2 separate regions of the Homo sapiens genome follow, and region 2 is linked to region 1. Evidence: read pairs that join two places in POLR2A ChIA-PET (ENCODE). Cell type or tissue: PC-3. All regions are shown on one strand.

What was found. Peaks named below come from ENCODE experiments on the same cell type or tissue, not always from the same donor. Only the 100,000 strongest peaks of a DNase experiment are listed, where the experiment ranks them.
Region 2: POLR2A ChIA-PET joins it to region 1 with 5 read pairs; 2 of 35 experiments call an interaction of 5 or more read pairs at or near these places.

Annotation. Positions count from the first base shown.
Region 1 is chr21:41,640,509-41,644,508 of GRCh38, forward strand. It overlaps LOC105372812 (a long non-coding RNA gene), which reads left to right. Exons shown (of 2, transcript XR_937741.1): 2 at 259-1,279. Among named protein-coding and RNA genes, the nearest start is that of LINC00111, 37 kb to the right of the region's middle. In PC-3, no CTCF peak of the experiment used is centred here; DNase peaks (open chromatin) are centred at 913 and 1,663; H3K4me3 peaks cover 1,303 bases; H3K27ac peaks cover 3,765 bases.
Region 2 is chr21:42,194,890-42,198,889 of GRCh38, forward strand. No RefSeq gene overlaps it. Among named protein-coding and RNA genes, the nearest start is that of ABCG1, 22 kb to the right of the region's middle. In PC-3, no CTCF peak of the experiment used is centred here; no DNase peak of the experiment used is centred here.

The DNA of each region.
Region 1 (4,000 bases):
GATGGAGTTTTACCATGTTGGCCAGGCTGGTCTCAAACTCCTGACCTCAGGTGATCCACCCACCTCAGCCTCCCAAAGTGCTAGGATTACAGGTGTGAGCTACTGCTCCTAGTCGACTGGATGGATTTTCTAGGATGTGAGGGTGGAGAAAAGAAGACGTGAGGGAGGCAGCAGAGATTGAAAAGGTGTGGGGGTAGAATGATGCCCTTGCTGAGGTTGAATTTTTTACAAGTTAAAAGTATGACTCTTATGTAACAGGAGCATCTGTCAATGGTTTATGGAACTCAGTATGGAAGCCAGCATGGTGGCAGAGCTGGTTCAAAAAGTAGAAAAAGAATGAAAGACTACAGTCTCTGACAGAAGGCATGCTGGAAGGATGTTGCCAGATCACAGGGCCCTAGGGTGCAATAAAACAGTCCCTGTTGGGTGATGATCTATTGTTCAGTAAGCTATCAGCATCTCGACAAGACAAATTCAACTGTATTGCCAGCAGATAGAGTCAGTTGCATCACTGTCCATTTTCTTCAAGTTAATATGAACCCTGGCAGAGATGTCAAATGTCCCATCAATGGAAAATAGTCAAAGCAAGAGGCCGTGCCCCTGAGATAACTAGCGGTCTCTGACATGCCACCACCGGTTCCTGAGAGCTTGTTAACAAGACAGTGTCTGACCTGAGATAAGGAGGTGACCATCGTTTCAAAACAGTTGAGAACTAACTCCTGCATGTTGGTTGTTGCTGTCACTAACTATAGAAGAGAAATCCACGTGGGATCATCTAAACCTGGCAGAGGTTGCATGGCCAGAATGTGCTGGGTCACACTCAAACTCTGGTCTCTCTGACACCAAGGACCACAGATGCTGAGTCCAGCCAGCACTTTCCAATGACCTCAGTCCCTCTCAGGACAGGCCCATCCAAGGAGGATTTGCCTCAAGGGGAAAGCAATGACTAGCCCAAAAAGAATGACCTGGCAGGGAAGTGCCTGGGCTGGGGGAGGCACTTCCAATACCCTCCCTAAAATGCAATTTTTATCCACTTTTCTTTGCACAATATTTATTATTTCCAAAGAGTGTCTAAAGACCGACTACAGAGGAGAGATTCCAGCCCCCTTCATGCTGCAGATTGTTAGAGCTAGGGCTGCACGTTCCCTGGGACAGGGACAAGCCCATGTTAGGAGGCTGCTTCTCACGGGGAGTGCCCTGAGTGTGGTGGATGCTAACATTTTGGGTAATAGAACAAGACACAGGCTTTCACTGAATCTGTCTTTTCAGCAAAGGTAAAGAAAAAAAAGGCAGAAAGGAAAGAAATCATCCTATGGGTACTGTGGGAGAGGGCCAGGAAGAGCCAGAGAAATCCACAAAGTTCAAAACGGCCAGACCCTATCAGGTTCCCCAGGGAGCCAGCAGCTTATCACAGCTTAGTCACAGGGTTGTGAGAAAACCCATGCCTCACTGGAAACCCCCCAAAGAACAATGACCCCCTTGATCCAAATCACGTCGTGGCCCCCGGAGTGCTCAGATCCTATCATCAGGAACACAATATCCCCATTTCAGGGCCTCCGTCAGAAGGCTGGCCGGCACATCCGTGAGTCACAGAACGGAAAGGAAGGCAGCGCGCATGTTCATGGAAAGAAATCCTGTTTGTCTCTCTCCTTTCTTCTGATACAAATGCAGACAGTTTCCCAGTTGTCAAAATTGAACATGATACGAGGAAAATAGCTTGGTAAAAAACATGCATTAGTCATTCAGCAGTAAAATTTTCCAAGTTTTACTCATCTCATCATCTTGACCACTAAATGGACTTTCAACAGTGGATTTCTCTGAGAGTGGCACAAGTGTGTTAAGGAATTGTCACAGGCATGGCGCCTGCTCTGAGCTCTGGGGGCTTAGACCCCTCAAAAGCTCACAGCCCCTGGAATTCACTAAGCTGCAGAGCACAGGGGCTACTAAATATTTCTCCAACTGGACAGACTTTCACGTGGGGATAGACAGGATTGAATTACCCAGATTCAGAGAAAAAGGGTCTATTATCTCATAGAACAGTCTGAAGTTCAACCAGGAAGCCATATTTTCCACTTAAAACCACAGGGCAGTTATCCAATCTCTGTGCAATTTCATCAGAGGAGAGGTGAGACTGTCGGGGGGCGGCAGGGCTGACTGGGAGGCTGTGGAGAGGGTGTGTTTAGGATGGGCGACCTTTCCTGTGGGCTAAGGTAGGAAAGCAGAAAACAGTTAGTGTGAGATTCTTGGTGTCCTCAAGAGCAGCCTGTGTAACAGAAAAGACCGTTCTTAGTTCCTTCACTTTTGATTAACATCGAAGGTATTGTTTCACATTTCTAATGTCTAGTTTTCCTTGGGTTTTTAATAGCACTTTCAGGAAGACTTAATTCAATTAATGTTTGGCCAGGGGAGGTGGCTCACGCCTCTAATTCCAGCACTTTGGGAGGTTAAGGTGGGAGAATCACTTTAATTCAGAAGTTCCAGACCAGCCTGGGGAGCACAGTGAACTCCTGTTTCTACAAAAATAAATAAATAAATAATAAACAAAATTAGCTAGGCATGATATAACTAGCCTGTGGTCCTAGCTACTCAGGAGGCTGAGGCAGGAGGATCACTTGAGCCCAGGAGTTCAAGACCAGCCTGGGCAACAGAATGAAACCCCATTTCTACAAAAAAAAAAAAAAAAAAAATTAGCCAGGTGTGGTGGTGCTAGGCTGTGGTCGTGGCTCCTCAGGAAGCTAAGGTGGGAGTATCGCTTGAGCCTAGGAGGTCAAGGCAGCAGTAAGCAGTGACTGTGCCACTGTACTCCAGCTGGGCAACAGAAGGGAGACACTGTCAAATATATACATATATACTACAATGGCTATTACTACAAATAGCTTAGAATAACTACAGTGAGGGCCGCCGCAGAGACTGGAGCTCTCACACCCTGTGGTTAGGAATGTAAAATGGTATAGGCACTTTGGAAAACTGACAGATTCTTGGCAATTAAATACACAATACCACATGACCCCATCGTTCTACTCAGAGCTATTTATTCAAGAGAAGTGAAAGCCTGTGCCCAAGTGAAGACTTTTGCATAAATGTTCATAGCAGCTTTATTTGTAATAGCCAAAACTAGAAACAACCCAAATGTCCATCAACAGGCGAGACGGATAAACACATCGTGGTATATCCGCGCATGGAAGGAGGCATATACTTTCTGTCTTGTTGTTGGGGTGGTTTCAGGACATGCCCATGTGTCGACACATGTCAAATTGTACACTCTGAGTATGTATAGTTTATTATATGGCAATTATACCTCAATTACCTTGTTTAAAGCCTTAAAAATGCTTTCCAGATTAGTAGTAATTGGGGTCAGGGCTCAGGGGAAGGTCAAAAGAAAACTTTTTAGAGTGATAAAAATGTTCTATTTCTTGATTGTGGTGATGGTTACACTACAGCTACCAATTGCTAAATTACAATGGGTGGATTTTATTGGATATAAATTGTAACTCAATAAAGCTGGGGAAAAATAAATTTGCACTGAAATATCTTTGCATATTAGGACAAGGGCAGAATACTGTGGTAACATGTAATTTTTATTTCTAATAAAGCAGACATTGTAGTTGCAGAGAAAAAAATTAAATTTAAATTTAAATTTTCATTTCTCTTGGACAAATATCTAGGAGTAGAACAACGAGGTCATGCGGTAGTTGTATGTTTAATTTTCAAGAAACCCTCAAGAAACGCTTTCTCAAAAGGGAAAAATAACATGTTTACATTGAAGCAAAAAACTAATATCTTCTTTTTTGTATTGATTATCTGAATATTAAAAAACAATTACAAGCTGAATAATTATTCTTTTTTTTTTTTTTTTTTTTTTGAGATAGAGTCCCCAGGCTGAAGTGCAGTGGCATGGTCTCGGCTCACTGCAACCTCTGTCTTTTGGGCTCAAACAATTCTCCTATCTCAGCCTCTCCAGTAGCTGGGACTACAGGCACGTACCAGCATGCCCGGCTAA
Region 2 (4,000 bases), 550 kb after region 1:
GAGAACAGAGACCCTCAGTGTTTGGCCCTCCACCTCTCAGGAGTGAATCAAGCACACCTAAAACGAGTTAATGTGGCTGGAGGCACTGATCACCCCCAGGCAGCCCCACACTCAGGCCTTTCCCACCCGAGGCACTCGTTAGAGGCGCTGGCAGCCTCAGCTGCCCCGGCTGGAGAAGCCACAGGAGCCAGCCAAGGGCAGGCGCTGCAGGAGCATGGGCGGATGACACCGATGATGGGCTTCATGGAGATGCCTGCAGACAATGCCAGCAGCTAAGGGAGCCGCACTGATCTCAGGCTGCAGGAAAGGTGCTGTCTCAGAAGTGGGTTCTGCTCTCCTCTGAGGGGCTCAGGCCCCTCAGGAGAGCTGGGGGTGGGGGAGTCACAACTTCTTATGGGGGGAGCTGAGAAATCCAAGTGCACCCAGAGGTAGGTGGCCAGAGAGCAGTGGCTGAAGGGCGTGTCCTGCTGGATGTGGATGGGCTGATTCAAGAAAATGATGAAAACAATTTTTATGTGTAGACCTGATTTGCCCAAGACAGGTTCCCAAGTCGTTTGTGGAAAAGGAAAGGCACCCCCTGACTGTCAGTCACAGGCCGGTGACCTCACCACTGTTTGGGTGATTGCATTGCTGTTATTATAGACGGGTTGCAACATTCAGCTCCTGGCCTGGTTCCTGGAAATGGCATGCTGGGGACCCTAAGAAATGATGCACACGTGGGAAGACAAAGCTGACCCCAGCAGCAGGCTGTGGGTGAGAGGCAGCGCAGCTGTGGGAGGCCAGCCTCACCTCCTCCCCTCTGGAAACAGCTGTGTGTTCAGGGGCCATGCTCCAGAGAAGGAAGTGAGCAGCCAAAGACTGGGAAGTAATGCTTGTAAATATGCTAAAAACAGAAGAAAAGATGGACATGAGGGGTGCAAAGAGAGAGCATCCCAGTGGAGAACTGGAATCTGCAAAAGTCACCAATTAACATTCCAGAAGCACAAATAACTATTTGACATGAGGGTATTGCAGATGGCTTTAAGAGCAGGCTGCATCTAGCCGAACATAAGATTAATATGCTTCAAGATGGATCAATAGAAAACATCCAAAGCAAATCATGGAGAGAAAAAAATGGTAGAAACAGAACATTATGTTGATATAGTCAATGCCAACACAGGTGTGACTGGAGTCCTGGAGAAAGGGGGAGAGTGGGGAGGGAGAGGGAGGGAGAGAGACAGGGAGATGCAAGATTTGAAGAAATAATAGATAAATATTTTCTAAATCTTATGAAAGACAGCAACCCACAGAGTCAAGAAATTAGATCCAAGCCAGATGAATAAGTTCTTAAAGGATTATACTCAGGCACAACATAGTCAAACTATCTCTAAACAAATCTATCAACTGTTATCATTAATAAATAATCTTAGAAAATTCACTAAAATGTGAAAATTAAACAGTATTCTCTTAAATAAACGATAGTTCAAAGAAGAAATCACAAAGGAAATTGGAAAATACTTTAAAATGAATGAAAATAAATAGAAACACCACATACCAAAAGGTCCAGGATGCAGCAAAAGCAGCACTGAGAGGCAAATCTATGGCTGCCAATGCCTGTATTTAAAAAAAAATCTCAGATAAATAACCTAAACTTCCTCCTGAGAACCTAGAAAAAGGAGAGCAAGCTAAACCCAAAGCAAGCAGAAAGAAGGAAATAAAGATTAGTACAGAAACAAGTGATCTTAGCAAGGTTGCGGGCTATAAAGTCAATATACAAAGGTCAATACTATTTTTTATAGACTAACACCAAACATTTAGACAGCAAGACTAAAATATATCATTTACAATGAGATAAAAAATATTAAATACTTAAGAATAAATACAACTCAAGATGAACAAGAACTCAACCCTGAAAACTTTAAAAATCTGCAGAGAGCTGGGCCTGGTGGCTCACGCCTGTAATCCCAGCACTTTGGGAGGCCAAAGCAGGCAGATCACTTGAGCTCAGGAGTTTGAGACCAGCCTGGGCAACATGGCAAAACCTGGTCTCTACTGAAAGTACAAAAAATTAGCCGGGTGTGGTGCACGTCTGTAGTCCCAGCTACTTGGGAGGCTGAGGTGGGAGGATCACCTGGGCCCAGGAGGTTGAGGCTGCAGTGAGCCGTGATTGCTGTACTCCAGCCTGGGTGACAGGAGTGTGACCCTGTCCCAACAAAACAAAACAAAACACTGCAGAGATAAATTTTAAAAGACAAATAAATGGAGAGCTATTCTACATTTATGGATCAGGACATTTAATGTGTTAAGATATCATTTCTCCTCAAATTAATCTATGAATGTGGCGTAGTCAAAACCCCAGTATGCTTGTTTTCTTCTTTCTCTCCTGCTCCCTTTTTTGAAGACAATTGACAAGGTGATTCTAAAATTTATACAGAAATAACATCCAGAACAGCCAACACAACCTTGAAGAAAATTGGAGAACTTACACTATCATATTTCAAAACTTAGTTAAAAACTACCGTAATTAAGATGGCGTGGTGTTGGTACAAGTACAGATAAACAGAGCAGTGGAGAAGAACAGATGGTTCAGAGATTTACCTTCCTCCCATATACGGCCATTGGTTACATCAAAGAGCCAGTGCAATGAAGACAGGAGGGCGTTTTCAATCCCTAGTGCTGGAGACACTAAGAAAGCATTTGGAAAAAATGCACCTTTCAGCCTACATAGAAATTAATTCAAGATGCATCATAAACTTAAATCTGAAAATGAAAACAGTGCTGCTTCTAGAAGAAAGCAAATAAATGTATTTTCATATTCTTCATTTCTTCAGAGATTTCTTAAAGAAAACACACACATACTAACTATAAAAGTGATTAGATTTCATTAAAACTAAGAACTTCTGTCATCAAAAAACAAAGACGAAAACTGACATCATTACAAAATTAAATGGTCAGCCGGGCGCAGGGGCTCACGCCTATAATCCCAACACTTTGGCAGGCCGAGGCAGGTGGATCACCTGAGGTCAGGAGTTCAAGACCAGCCTGGCCAATATGGCAAAACCCCATCTCTACTAAAAATACAAAAATTAGCTGGGCATGGTGGAGGGCACCTGTAATTCCAGCTACTTGGGAGGCTGAGGCAGTAGAATTGCTTGAACCTGGGAGGCAGAGGTTGCAGTGAGCTGAGATCATGCCACTGCACTCCAGCCTGGGTGACGGAGTGAGACTCCGTATCAAAAAAACAAAAACAAAAAGCAAAACAAAACCTAAATGGCAAACTACAGACTGAGAAAACATATTCAAAATCCATCTATGTGACAGAGGGCACCTATTTAGAAATATTAAGCAATTCTACAAACCAATACTAAAATCAAAACAATACAACTTAAAAAAAATGAAGTGGCACATCATTAATCAGTACAGAACAGCAAATTAAAGCCTTGATGATATGATCATCACATTCCAATCAGAGTGGCTACATTTTACAGAAACTGACAGTGCAAAGTGAGGGCAAGCACGTGGAGCCACTGGAACTCTCACATTGCAGGCAAGAGTATAAGTCGGTAAAAATTTGGAAAACTGGTTGATAGCATCCACTAGCATTAAGCACATTCTTGTCCCATAACCTGGCAATTTCTCTGGTAGATTTCACTCAACAAAAATGAATGTTTGTATCCACCAAGAGACAGATACAAGAATGCTAGTGGCAACTTTATTTATAATAGCCCCAAACTGAGAACAACCCAAATGTCCACCAATAGGAGAATGAAAAGATACTCTCTCACATAAAAGAGTAAACTATGGACTCAAGCACTAACGTGCATGAATCACAAAAACATATGAATGAAAGAAGCCAGACACAAAGTAGTAATACTGTATTCCAATTATATAAAGATCAAGAATAAACAAAGCTAATCTATGGTAATTGAAGCCAGAATAATGTTTACCTGTAGAGACAGTAATTGGTTAGGAAATGGAAGAGGAACATTTTTACACAATGCAAATGGTCTATATCAGGATC